Regions from separate parts of the Homo sapiens genome. Here region 2 is linked to region 1. The links are chromatin contacts, found by Hi-C or POLR2A ChIA-PET in ENCODE. All regions are on one chromosome and are shown on one strand. The core of a region is the stretch at or near the end of the contact, and the rest is flanking DNA. Distances in the headings are between cores, read along the strand shown.

What was found. A loop is a pair of places that touch in the nucleus more often than their neighbours do. ChIA-PET counts read pairs that join two places held with the same protein, here RNA polymerase II (POLR2A). Pooled maps may share reads with other maps.
Region 2: a loop to region 1 is called in a pooled map, with 2.4 times the contacts of the local background. The contact joins two enhancer-like sites. A Hi-C loop is called at or near these places in 2 of 50 pooled maps. POLR2A ChIA-PET finds 5 or more read pairs at or near these places in 9 of 52 experiments (BJ, GM12878, WTC11 and 6 more).

Annotation. Positions count from the first base shown.
Region 1 is chr19:14,244,807-14,251,603 of GRCh38, reverse strand. No RefSeq gene overlaps it. Among named protein-coding and RNA genes, the nearest start is that of ADGRL1, 42 kb to the right of the region's middle. RefSeq lists an enhancer at 1,335-1,852 and silencers at 3,179-3,228, 3,329-3,388. Within about 2 kb of position 2,868, at least 12 of the 41 ENCODE cell types and tissues checked have a DNase peak (open chromatin) inside an H3K27ac peak, as active enhancers do.
Region 2 is chr19:14,345,288-14,352,084 of GRCh38, reverse strand. The region is part of intron 1 of LINC01841 (long intergenic non-protein coding RNA 1841); the gene reads left to right. Among named protein-coding and RNA genes, the nearest start is that of LINC01842, 15 kb to the right of the region's middle. RefSeq lists enhancers at 1,093-1,592, 1,593-2,094, 2,893-3,771. Within about 2 kb of position 3,452, at least 3 of the 41 ENCODE cell types and tissues checked have a DNase peak (open chromatin) inside an H3K27ac peak, as active enhancers do.

The sequences.
Region 1 (6,797 bases), core at 1,619-4,118:
CAAGACCAGCCTGGCCAACATGGTGAAAACCTGTCTCTATTAAAAATACAAAGATTAGCCGGGAATGGTGGCACCTGCCTATTGTCCCAGCTACTTGGGAGGCTGAGGCAGGAGAATCACTTGAACACGGTGGAGGTTACAGTGAGCCGAGATCACGCTGCTGCACCCCAGCCTGGGTGATAGAGTGAGACACCATCTCAAAAAAGAAAGAAACAGCTTGGCTCAGTGGCTCATGCCTGTAATCCCAGCACTTTGAGAGGCTGAGGCGGGCGGATCACCTGAGGTCAGGAGTTCAAGACCACCCTGGCCAACATGGTGAAACCCTGTCTCTACTAAAATCACAAAATTTAGCTGAGTGTACAGCCATGCCTGTAATCCCACCTACTGGGGAGGCTGAGGCAGGAGAATCGCAGAGGTTGCAATGAGCCAAGATCGTGCCTTTGCACTCCAGCCTGGGTGTTCAGAGCGAGACTCTGTCAAAAAAAACAAAAAAGGAAGGAAGCAAGAAAGGAAGGAAGGAGGGAGGGAAAAAGGAAGGAAGGAAAAGAGAGAGAGAGAGAGAGATGTTATTCCAGGAGGGAATGGTCATGAAAACAAATAAGTAAGCGATATCAGAGAGTTAATGGAGATTGACTAGGGGTGGTGACATGGAGCTGAGGCGTGAAGAAGAAGGCAGAGCTGGTTGGCCATGTGAGATCTAGGGGGAAGGGTGTTGCAGGAAGTGGGAACAACCAGTGCAAAGGCTCAGTGTAGCTGGAGTGGACTTAGCGATGGAGAGAGGAATCCCAAGGAGGTTGAGTGAGGGATTTCGGTCTTAATCTAAGAGCCATGGCGGTGCATTGCAGCGTTCTCAATAGAAGGAAAACGTGAACTTCCTTGTCTTTTCAAAGATACCTCTGGGCTGTGGTAAGGACGGATGGAGGCCAGGGCAGAAGCCAGGAGCCTGTGGCCAAGGCAACCTCAGTAAATCCAGGCAAGTGATGAAGGAGTTGGGAAGCACAAAAGTGGAAAGAAGTGGGTGAATTCACGTTCTCTTTTTTTTTTTTTTTTAGGGACAGGGTCTTGCTCTGTTGCCCAGGCTGGAGTGCAGTGGTGCGACCTCCGCTCACTGCAACCTCCGCCTCCCGGTTCAAGGGATTCTCGTGCCTCAGCCTCCCGAGTAGCTGGGATGACAGGCATGCACCACCACACCGGCTAATTTTTGTACTTTTTTTTTTTTTAGTAGAGACAGGGTTTCGCCATGTTGGCCAGGCTGGTCTTGAACTCCTGACCTCAAGTGATCCACCTGCCTTGGCCTCCCAAAGTGCTGGGATTACAGGTGTGAGCCACTGTGCCTGGCCCTTGACTAATTTTTTCAAAAAAATTTTTTTTTTAATTTGAGACAGGGGTTTCGCTATGTTGCCCAGGCTGGTCTCCAACTCCTTGCCTCAAGTGATCCTCCCACCTCAGCCTCAGGTTCTTTGAACATAATTATTCCCAAATTACAAGTAGAGAGAACTGAATCTCAGAGAGGTTAAGTAATTTGCCTAAGGTCACACAGCTATGAAATGGAGAAAGGGTAAGAAAATCCGTCTGACCTTCCTTCAGTTATGCAAAAGATGTCATGTGGTGGGTGGTGTGACCTCAGAAAACCTAGAGGAGTGGGGGGTCCAGGCTGGTGGTGGGGTAATAAGACCCAAGTGAACACACCTGTCCTGCTGGGGTAACTACTCACCCCTAGGCCACAGGGCAAGCAAAGTGGCAAGCCGCAAATTGAATTGGGGGGCTGGAGGGGGATGTTTCATTGATGTCACAAATGAGCATGGACCCCGTATCTGCAGCAGGGATGTTTCAGGGCCAGTCAAGGAGATGATCGGGGCCCACGGACCCTCAAACGCGTCAGGAAGCCAGGCTGGTCCCTGAGTGTGTGTGATGGGGTGTGTGTTTGTGGGGGGGCACTGCCGGGAGCTGCCGCCGCCCGCCCCATTAGCAACACCGTCATTATCCCAGATTTATGTATGTATAATTCTTCTTCCTCAAACCGCTCCAACATCTCCCCTGGCTGCAAACCCGCCTCCCCCGGAAACAGCCACGGAGCCGCCTGCCACCGGGCCATTAGCACGCAGGGAAGGGGGTGTGGAGGGAGGGGGCAGGCAGCAGGGAAGGGGAAGGGGGGAGCCAGGAGAGGACGAGGAAGGCAGGAGCTGTAAGGATGGGAGTGAGGCGGCAAGATGGAAGAGGGGAAGGAAACAGGGCTTGGAGGAGCTGGGGAACCTCGGAGGGTTCTGGGGGGAGGGGGGGACACGTGTCCCAGAGGACCTGGCCGCAGACAGCGGGCCCCAGGGGCAGCCGAGGGTCTCCTGCGCCCTTTCTGGCCAATGCCAGGGCTGAGAATAGGGGGGTGGGGATCCCATCGGCCGGGACTCTGTGGCTGGGTCTCAGCCCAGAAGTTACTAGAGGGCCTCGCGCCGGAACCCCTCCCCCACTCTGGGAACCTCCACCTGCGGGGTGGGGTGGGGGTCTCCAGGCGGGGCGCGGGGAGGGCGCCGGCTGCAGAGCTGGGAGCCCGGAGCGATGACTCCATCACCCTCCACTTTTCCCTCCTCGCCCCCGAAACTGGCCCCCTCCCTTCTTGCGCCCCTCGGGTTGGGGGCGCGGGAGAGCCCCCTCTATTACGAGGGAAATCAATGCCGCATTAATGCAAGGTTTCCAGGCGAGGAGCGGGGATCGCTTCATAAAAGATGCATTGTTTCCATGGCCTGCACGCGGCTCCCTCCCCAGCATCCTGCAAGATGGCGGCGGCCCCAGGGAGAGAGGGGGAGGGGCTGGGGGGAGCGCGGCCCCCTCTCTCCTGCTGGGGAAGGTGGGAAGAGAGGCTGGGATGAAGGAAGGAAAGGGAGAGAGGGAGAGAGAGAGGGAGGGAGGAGGGGGCTGGGAGGCTGAGAGAGCGTTAGGGAGGCGGGAGCCAGTCAGAAGGAGGAGGGCGGGCTGGGGAGGGGGAGAGGGGATGGCCTGGAACTCGGAGGAGGGAAGAGAAACGCAGCCCAAGGAGGTGGCACGGGGGAGGCAGGAGAGCAGGCCGGGGGGTTGGGAGTGGGGGGCGCTGGGGCCTGGAGGGGGGCAGGCGGGGGTGGGGGCAAAAGGGGAGGGAAAGGGGAGAAAAAGGCCGACCGGGCAGCGTGGCCAGGAGAGAGGGGAAGACAGTACCCCCTCAACTGTCTCTAGGCTCCAAGCCCCCCTCCAGCGGGGTCCTTTGGTTCTCTCTCCTGGTCCCCGTGCACCCTCCCGCCGAGGAGATGATCCAGGGAGCCCCCATTTTCTGGCATGGAGGCCGCTGCACCCCATTGGCTTGCCTCCCTACCCTCCTTCCTGCCTTGGCACCACGGCTGCCATGCTGAGAGGGATCAAGCCTCCTCCATCTGCCTCCCTAGTCAAGGCCTCCGGAGTTGACCCGAAAGAGCTCCTTAGGAAGAAACTGCCGTTTGGGCACACCTGCATCCGTCCTACCTGCTGGGGACGGTTCCAGAAACCAGACAGAGGTTCCAGAGAGGGAAACTGGGGCAGAGGACAGCCGAGAACTCAACACGGGTCTCCACCTGCCCAGCGCCCCACCAGTGACCCCAGACCAACCTCAGCCCCCCTCCTCCCCGCCTTTTCCTCCATCCTCCGCGGGCAACCACGAAGAGAGTTTCAAGGCCCCCCACTTCCCAGCCTTCCTGCTTCGCCGTAGGGGAGCTCCCAAACGCCTGAAAATACCTTTAAATTAGGAAAAAGAGCTAAGCCGCCAGAGTCCTTTGGTCTATTAAAGGAAGAGCAGAGGCCACCGGCGCCCCCACCCCATCCCCAGCCCGATTTTGCATTTGAAGCCCTGACCGCGGATCTAGCCGGAACAATGACGGGGCCTGCCCAGCCGGCCCCAGCTGAATCCCTTTCAGTGGCCCTGGGCCCCCTGCCAGGTGTGCCAAAATTAGGACGGCTCCCCTCCTAGGCCCTTTTCATCCCCCCGGGGCTGCTGGGGCCTCAGAGGCGCTAATGAAGCGCCTCTTGCCGCCTTCCCTCTAGGAAGAGGGGGCCAGGGGGAGCGGGAGGCAGGGCCACATTGGGGGCAGGCACCTGGAAATCTGCCTTCCAAGAACTGCCCCAGGAACATGTTTTTGTGCCTTGGTCAGCGGCAGCTCCCTCCCTCCCTGCTCCTCAGGGTCCTCCCGCAGGTCCTGGTGACATCCACCTCCTCCAGGCAGCCCTCCCAGCCTGCTGGCATTGGCTCCCTACTGTGTTTCCCTTGGAGTTCGGCAGTGGGGGCAGGCTGCCTGGATTCAGATTGGAGCTCCATTGCTTTCTGGCTGTGGCTCAATTAGCCACCCTGAGCCTCAGTTTCCCCGCCCGTCAAGAGAGGAGAATTATAAAAACCTATGTCATGAGACTGTTGTGAAGGAGTCGCTGTGTGAAGAATTGTGGAAGGTCACACGTGCAAAGTGGGTGCAATAATCCCTAGACTTTCGCCTCAGCCACAGGGGGCCCCTCACTGCACCCCAGACACACCCAGTGTGTGCCCATTTCTGGGACTTCCCACTGGCTGTTCTCTTTATTTTATTTGTATTTGTATTTTTTCTTTTGAGGCGGAGTCTTGCTCTGTAGCCCAGGTTGGAGTGCAGTGGTGCAATCTCGGCTCACTGCAACCTCCACCTCCTGGGTTCAAGCAGCTTCCTGAGTAGCTGGGATTACCGGCGCATGCCACCATGCCCAGCTAATTTTTGTATTTTTAGTAGATACCGGATTTCACCATGTTGGCCAGGCTGGTCTAGAACTCCTGACCTCAGGTGATCCACCTGCCTCGGTCTTCCAAAGCGCTGGGATTACAGGCATGAGCCACCGCGCCGGCCTTTTTTTTTTGAGACGGAGTCTTGCTCTGTCGCCCAGGCTGAAGTGCGGTGGCCTGATCTCGGCTCACTGCAAGCTCCGCCTCCCGGGTTCACGGCATTCTCCTGCCTCGACCTCCCGAGTAGCTGAGACTACAGGCGCCCGCCACCATGCCCGGCTAATTTTTTGTATTTTTAGTATTGACTGGGTTTCACTGTGTTAGCCAGGATGGTCTCGATCTCCTAACCTCGTGATCCGCCCGCCTCGGCCTCCCAAAGTGCTGGGATTACAGGCGTGAGCCACCGCCCCTGGCCTTTTTTTTTTTTGAGATGGAGTCTCGCTCTGTCACCCAGGCTAGAGCACAGTGGTGTGATCTCACTGCAACCTCCGCCTCTTGGGTTCAAGCGATTCTCCCACCTCAGCCTCACAAGTAGCTGGGACCACAGGCACATGCCACCACACCTGGCTAATTTTTGTATTTTTAATACAGACAGGGTTTCACCATGTTGGCCAGGCTAGTCTCAAACTCCTGACCTCAGGTGATCCGCCTACCTCTGCCTCCCAAAGTGCTGGGATTACAAGTGTGAGCCACCTTGCCAGGCCTAGTGGTCCCTGTTATTTACCATCATCTGTCTTACAGCCAGCTGACATTGTATTACTTACCTGAACTCAGGGTCTTATGCTCTCGAATCCAAGAACCTGGGTTCAAATCCCGGCTTCACAGTTATTAGCTGTGTGACATTGGGCATGTTACTTAACTTCTCCGAGCCCCTTTCCTCATTTATAAAATGAGGATGGTAATAAAACCCACCTGGAGCCGGGTGCAGTGTCCGGAGTCTGTAATCCCAGCCACTCAGGAGCCCAAGGTAGGAGGGTCCCTTTAGGCCAAGAGTTTGAGACCAGCCTGGGCAACATAGCAAGACCCTGTCTCTACCAAAAAAAAAAAAAAAAAAAAAAAAAAAAGCCAGGCACAATGGCTTACACCTGTAGTCTCTAAAAAAAAATCTGCAAGGCGGGGTGTGGTGGCTCACGCCTGTAATCCCAGCACTTTGGGAGGCTGAGGCAGGCGGATCACGAGGTCAGGAGATCGAGACCATCCTGGCTAACAAGGGGAAACCCCATCTCTACTAAAAATACAAAAAATTAGCCGGGCATGGTGGCGGGCGCCTGTAGTCCCAGCTACTCGGGAGGCTGAGGCAGGAGAATGGCATGAACCCAGGAGGCGGAGCTTGCAGTGAGCCGAGATCGCGCCACTGCACTCCAGCCTGGGCAACAGAGCGAGACTCCATCTCAAAAAAAAAAAAAAAAAAAAGAATCCACAAAAACAAAAAACCCACCTTATATAGCGGGTAATGAATAATTGACTTAGTGAATGAGAAGTCCTCAAAGCAGTGCCTGGACCACAGTACAAGTTATTCCCATAACCAATATTATTTCTGAGCCACCCCATCCCTCAGCAACTAGAATATAAGCCCTCCTGAAAGCTAACTCTGCAGGGATGGTATTGGCTTTATTTATTTATTTATTTAAGAGTTGAGGTCTTGGCCGGGCGTAGTGGCTCATGCCTGTAATCCCAACACTTTGGGAGGCCAAGGTGGGCAGATCACTGAGGTCAGGAGTTTGAGACCGCCTGGCCAACATGGTGAAACCCTGTCTCTACTAAAAATACAAAAACTTAGCTGGGCGTGGTGGCGTGTACCTGTAATCCCAGCTACTCGGGAGGCTAAGGCAGGAAAATCGCTTGAACCCAGGAGGCAGAGGTTGCAGTGAGCTGAGATCACACCACTGGACTCCAGCCTGGATGACAGAGTGAAACTCCATCTCAGGGGGAAAAAAAAAAGAATTTGCCTTGAAGGCTGGGTGCAGTGGCTCACGCCTGTAATCCCAACACTTTGGGAGGCCGAGGTGGGCAGATCTCCTGAGGTCAAGAGTTCAAGACCAGTCTGGTCAACATGGTG
Region 2 (6,797 bases), core at 2,203-4,702, 100 kb before region 1:
GGCCTGAGAATCATTTGAACCCAGGAGGCACAGGTTGCAGTGAGCCCAGATCATGCCACTGCACTCCAGCCTGGGTGACAGAGTGAGACTCCATCTCAAAAAAAAAAAAAAAAGAGAGAGAGAGAGAGCAAAAGAGAGATAGAAGGCCGGGCGCAGTGGCTCACGCCTGTAATCCCAGCACTTTGGGAGGCCGAGGCAGGCGGATCACGAGGTCAGGAGATGGAGACCATCCTGGCTAATACGGTGAAACCCCGTCTCTACTAAAAATACAAAAAATTAGCCGGGTGTGGTGGCGGGTGCCTGTAGTCCCAGCTACTCAGGAGGCTGAGGCAGGAGAATGGTGTGAACCTGGGAGGAGGGGCTTGCAGTGAGCAGAGATCACGCCACTGCACTCCAGCCTGGGCGACAGAGCGAGACTCCACCTGAAAAAAAAAAAAAAAAAAAAGAAGAAGTGTGATAAGCTGGAGAATTCCCAGGAAGGAGTGGTTCAGGGGAGAGAGGGTGGTCAGGGAAGGCTCCCTGGAGGAGGTGACATTTCAGGACAAAAGCTTCTCAGACACAGCACCATCAGGGGGGAAAGTAAGCCAGGCAGGGGGAACACCAGGGACAAAAGTTCTGAGTTGGGAACCAGTGCGGTGTGTTCAAAGCCCATCAAGGGGGTTAGGAGGAAGGCAGGGAGATGAGGGCTGGGAAGTGGGTGGGCCCTAATTCTTACATTACTACAAACCCAGGCAGAGGAGCAACAAGCTAGATGAGCTGCAGATGAGTGATGTCTTCTCGGTGCCCACCAGGATTTCATCTCCGAGGGCAGCCTTTATTCCCTGCTCACTCTGCCTGGCTCATCGCAGCCCTGGCCCCATTTAACAAGTGAGGAAACTGAGACTCCAGGCAGCATTCCCATGCCTGAAACCATCAGCTCCAGCTTCCCCAGGCCCTGCTACCCTCTAGGTGGCACAGAATTCTAGGAGCCCTTGGCTTACCTGGGAGGTTGACTTGGGGTCCTTAAGACCAACCCATGGCCACCTCTTCCAGGAAGTCTTCCTGCCTTGAGCTGGCTGGGAACCTCTCTCCTCTGAATCCCGCTCTTGCTTGCGGCAGGCCCGGCAAGTGTGTTCTCTGAGGGGAGACTGGTGGTTTCCGATCCTCCGGACCCCACCCAGCCCATCGTGCCCCTCCTTGCAGGGAAATTAGAAAAAGCAAAAGGGAGGAGGCACTTCTGGAAGGGAAAATATTTTGATTCTCTGAAGGCACAAAAATTGCCTGATTCCTGAACAATTAGGGGTAATTAACCCTTCACAAGGTAGTAATTAAGTCGGTGCCTCTGAAGCCTTAATTACAAGCTCCAAGAGGCTCTGCCCTCTCCCCAATAGCCAGGCAGTCCCCAGAACTGAGGCCAGGCTGTGGAGAGAGGGTGTACCCCTTCTGCACTGGCGGGGAGTCGGGGACAGGGCTCTGCTCCCCTTCTGTGGCTGCGCAAGACCCACAGCCTCTCTCGTGGCCACCCCCAGGCAGGGATCCCAAGAGCAATGTTCATGAAACCAGATCTCCTCCCTGCATAGTCCCTTTTGGGGTTGTCAGGCCACATGGGGAGACTGCTCTCGGGAGTATGAAGGCAAAGGGGGCAGGCCGGGCTGAGGTCCGTGTGTGGGGCTGGCAACTTTTTTTTTTTTTTTTTGAGGCGGAGTCTCACTCTTTCACCCAGGCTGGAGTGCAGTGGCACAATCTCAGCTCACTGCAACCTCTGCCCCCCAAGTTCAAGTGATTCTCCTGCCTCAGCCTCCCGAGTAGCTGGAATTACAGGTGCCTGCCACAACGCCCGGTTAATTTTTGTATTTTTAGTAGAGACGGGGTTTCACCATATTGGCCAGGCTAGTCTCAAACTCCTGACCTCAGGCAATCCGCCCACCTCGGCCTCCCAAAGTGCTGGGATTACAGGCATGAGCCACCGCGCCTGGCCAAGCATTGGTCTTGGAAGGCACATTGCATGGTTCCCTGTGTCTCCCAGGGAGATGGGCAGGGGGTAAGAAGGGGACTTTGCAAGCAGAGCCGACCACGTGCACCTTAACTGCATAATTGGGGTCAATATGGTCAGAGGCAAAGTCCTGGGAGAGTGGTGGGGTGGGTAGGGGGACAGTGCATGGGCCAGGGCTTCTTTCTGTGGGCGACACCATATCTGTGGGTGGGCGACGAGAAGGGTGCAGCTGGTGGTGTTGGAGGGCTTTTAGCTCAGTGTGAGCCTTCTTCTCCCCTCGGGCTTTTAGGAGGTGACTCCTCAGGGGGAGTGAGAGATCAGATTTGTCTCCAAAATAGGCCTTGACATCGCAGCCCACCTGTTTCTTCATCTCTCGGCTCTGGCTACTGTGACCTCCTTTCCCACTGTTCAACACCCGAGCTCCTTTCTGCCACAGGGCCTTTGCGCTGGCTGCGCCTTCTACTGGAAATCCTGGCTCCAGACTCGGCATGGCTGGGGCTTTATTCTTCTCAGGCCTCAGGATAAGCGTCACTTCCTCAGAGCCCACTCCACCCACTCTACCCACAGCAGGTGCTTCAGTGACATCCCTGTATATACTTTCTCCTTCAGAACACTTACTGCACTTACTGCCATCAGCAATGATCTTGCAGCCTGTTGTCCTCTTCCTCCTCTCTTCTCTCTTCCCTTGGACTGTAAGCTCCAGAAGGGCATGGAGGTTTATCTGTTTTGTTTCCATTTTTTTTCTTTTTTTTGAGATGGAGTCTTGCTCTGTCGCCCAGGCTGGAGTGCAGTGACACGATCTCTGCTCACTGCAACCTCCGTCTCCTGGGTTCAAGTAATTCTCCTGCCTCAGCCTCCTGAGTAGCTGGGATTACAGGCGCCCGCCACCACGCCTGGCTAATTTTTGTATTTTTAGTAGAGAGGGGGTTTCACCATGTCGGTCAGGCTGGTATCGAACTGCTGACCTCGTGATCCGCACGCCTTGGCCTCCCAAAGTGCTGGAATTACAGGCGTGAGCCACCGTGCCTGGCCGAGCCACTGTACCTGGCCTCTTTTTACTTTTAGAGACAGGGTATCGCTGTGTTTCTCAGACTGGAGTGCAATGGTGCCATCATGACTCACAGCAGCCTCCATCTTCTGGGCTCAAGTGATCCTCCCACCTCAGCCTCCTGAGTGGCTGGGGTTACAGGCCTGAGCCAGCCCCATTCTGTCTTCTGTGTACTCTAAACCTAGAGCAATGATCTAGGTTTGCTCAATACACACAGTAGGTGCTCAATAAATGTTGCATGAATGCATGGACGACGAGTTCTAGCTGGGAAATGGCAGCCGGGAAAAGTGGGTTGTGGAGGAGAATTTAAGAGATGAGAGCTGTTTCCGAAACTCCTGGAGGGCCCGAGGTCCCCCGGGTTGGGGAGAAACGGGGGCGACCGTCCACCTCCCCGGGAGTCGCACGCACCTCCCCTTGGAGGCCCACAGGTGGCGCTCGCTCCCCGCGCTGCAGTGGCGGGAAGCGGAGGTGGAAAAACCCGAGCTTTAGCCCCGTCCCGGGTCTGGCTGCTGGGGTCAGTTCCTGGCCCGGATTTGGACGCCAGTCCCTGGGATCCTGCTTGGGGTCCTACCTCGTGGTAGAGGGGCTTTTTGGTCAAACGAGGGGGATCTGAGAAGAGTGGGGGTGGTGGGCTGCAGAGTCCGGGCAGCTGAGGGCTCCCTCCATCTGTCCACGCGTGCTCTGATTCCATTCCCAAAACTAGTTCAGCAGCTCCATGCCTGGGGGAGGGGGAGACGCACTTACCATGTTCGTGTTCTTCCTTAACTTTATATAGGTTAGAGCTGGGCGCAGCGCTTGGTGTCAGTGGGTCTTGGGTGCACATTTGTGGAATGGTGAATGGGTGAATCCCCGTTTTACAGATGGGGAAACTGAGGCTCAGGGAGGCGATGCGGCTCACCCAGGTTCATAGAGCCAGAAAATGGCAAGGCTGGGATTGGAGACACCAGGCCTGTGTGAGTCCAGAGTCAGCCCATTTTGTTTGTTTGTTTGTTTGAGACACGGTTTTGCTCTGTCACTCAGGCTGGAGTGCAGTGGCAGGATCTTGGCTCAGTGCAACCTCTGCCTCCTGGGTTCAAGCCATCTCCTGCCTCAGACTCCCGAGTAGCTGGGATTACAGGCACGCGCCACCACGCCCAGCTAATTTTTTGTATTTTTAGTAGAGACAGGGTTTCACCACGTTGACCAGGCTGGTGTGAAACTCCTGACCTCAAGTGATCTGCCCGCCTCAGCTTCCTAAAGTGCTGGGATTACAGGCGTGATGCTTGGCCAAGAGTCAGCCAATGTTTAAAAAACAATGTATGTTTAAAAAACATTGTATTTGGCTGGGCGTCATGGCTCACGCCTATAATCCCAGCACTTTGGGAGGCTGAGGCGGGTGAATTACTGGAGGTCAGGATTTCAAGACCAGCCTGGCCAACATGGCGAAACCCCGTCTCTACTAAAAATACAAAACTAGCTGGGCGTGGTGGCATGCGCCTGTAATCCCGGTTACTCGGGAGGCTGAGGCAGGAGACTCCTTTGAACCCGGGAGGCAGAGGTTGCAGTGAGCTGAGGTCACGCCATTGCACTCCAGCCTGGGCAAAAAGAGCGAAACTTCGTCTCAAAAGAACAAACAAACAACAACAACAACAAAAATTGTATTTTATTTATTGCAGAGACGAGAAGTCTTGCCATGTTGCCCGGGTTGGTCTCCAACTCTTGGGCTCAAGACATCCTCCTGCTTCAGGCTCCCTCAGTGCTGAGATTTCAGGTGAGCACTACCTCGCCCAGCCTAAAAACATTTTTCAATAGATTTTCTAGTTACCCAAAGTGATACAGGATTCCCTCTGGGAAGCTAAAGCCCTTCCTGTCCCTCCTTATCTCAATTCCGAGATGATGGTGGGGAGGGTCTCCTTTCATCCTACCCTCTTTGCCTTCAAAAGCATGTCTACACATGCCTAAGGGGTCTCTGGGTTTCTAGCTGGGTCATAAACTTCTCCTGTCTGGGCTGGGCACAGTGGCTCATGCCAATAATCCCAGCACTTTGGGAGGACAAGGTGGGAGGATCACTTAAGATCAGGAGTTCGAGACCAGCCTGGTCAACATGGAGTGACCCTGTCTCTACTAAAAATACAAAAATTAGCTGGGTGTGGTGGCACGCGCCTGTAGCTACTTGGGAGACTGAGGCATGAGAATCGTTTGAACCCAGGAGGCAGAGGTTGCAGTGAGCTGAGATGGTGCCACTGCACTCCAGCCTGGGCAACAGAGCAAGACTCCATCTCAAAAAACAAAAACAAAAACACAACAACAAAACACTTACCCTGTCTGGGCCTCAGTTGCCTCGTCTCTAAAATGGTTTTAATGGTCATTGAACCACTTTCCAGGGTGTCTGTGAGTTGCACAAAAAGCTGGTCTGGGCAGGGCCCCACATCTGGGTGGAATTGGGGGTCTCCTCTGCTGGTTTATACATCTTGGTAGGAAAACACACCAGGTGTGGATGATCCTGCTGTTTCCTTAGTTCAAGGACTTGGTGCACAGTGGGTATGTGTGGTCTAATGCTGCCGGTGCACCCACTGTGTCTGCATTTGAATAATGTGCGTGCACTGAGCTGTTTCCACGTGGGGCCCAGTGGCTTCCCGTAGACCAGGGTTTCTCAATGTCAGCACTCTTGACATTTGGGGCCACATCATTTTTTGCTCTGGGGAACTGTTCTGTGCCTTGTAGGATTTTTTTTTTTTTGCAGGGGAGATGAGGTCTTGCTATGTTGCCCAGGCTGGCCTTGGACTCATGGCCTCAAGTGATCCTCGTGCCTTGACTTCCCGAAGTGCTGGGATCACAGGCCTTAGCCACCTTGCCCAGTCCCTTGTAGGACATTGAGCGTCCCTGAACTGGACCCACTAAATGCCAGGAGTACCCCTGCCCCCATTTTTTTTTTTTTTTTTTTTTTTTGAGATGGAGTCTCACTCTGTCGCCCAGGCTGGAGTGAGGTGGAATGATCTTGGCTCACTGCAACCTCTGCCTCCCAGGTTCAAGTGATTCCCCCACCTCAGCCTCTCGAGTAGCTGGGATTACAGGCACTAACCACCACACCTGGCTAATTTTTGTATTTTTAGTAGAGATGGAGTTTTCCCCATATTGGCCACGCTGGTCTTGAACTCCTCACCTCAAGTGATCCGCCCACTTTGGTCTCCCAAAGTGCTGGGGTTACAAGTGTAAGTCACTGTGTCTGGCCCCCTGCCCCAATTTTACAGCCAGAAATACCTTCAGACATTGCCAAATGTCTCCTGGGTGACAGAGTTACCCTCATTGAGACCCATTGCTGTGTATACTTCTGGGAGGTACACATACAGGTCAGAAACAGACCCTGATAGAGGGTTGGAGGGCAAGTGGTTTATTTGGGAAATGAACACAGGAAACCTGGGGAGGGGAGAAGAGAGATGACAAGGGATATCAAACAGGTTGTCACTACGGAAAACTGGGGCCTGATCCCTCCAGGGGTCTCTGGGAGACTGTGGATTAGGCATATGCTGGGGAGGGAGCTGGGGTATTTATCCACCAACTCATTCCATTTCTGGCTCAGGGCTACTCCCAGGGATGTCAATTTCCCACACTCTGTCTCCTGTTCAAGTACACTGAAGTGATCAGGTCCCAGATGTGGCCAGGGTCCAGCGGGACATCTCTGCAGCGGTTTCTGTTCCTTTTTGTGCGAGCCCACCCGGGCTTTTGGTCTCTTCGGGCTGTGCGAGCCCACCCGGATGTCTGCAGCCGGCTGTGTGTATATTTGGTGTGCCAGTGTGT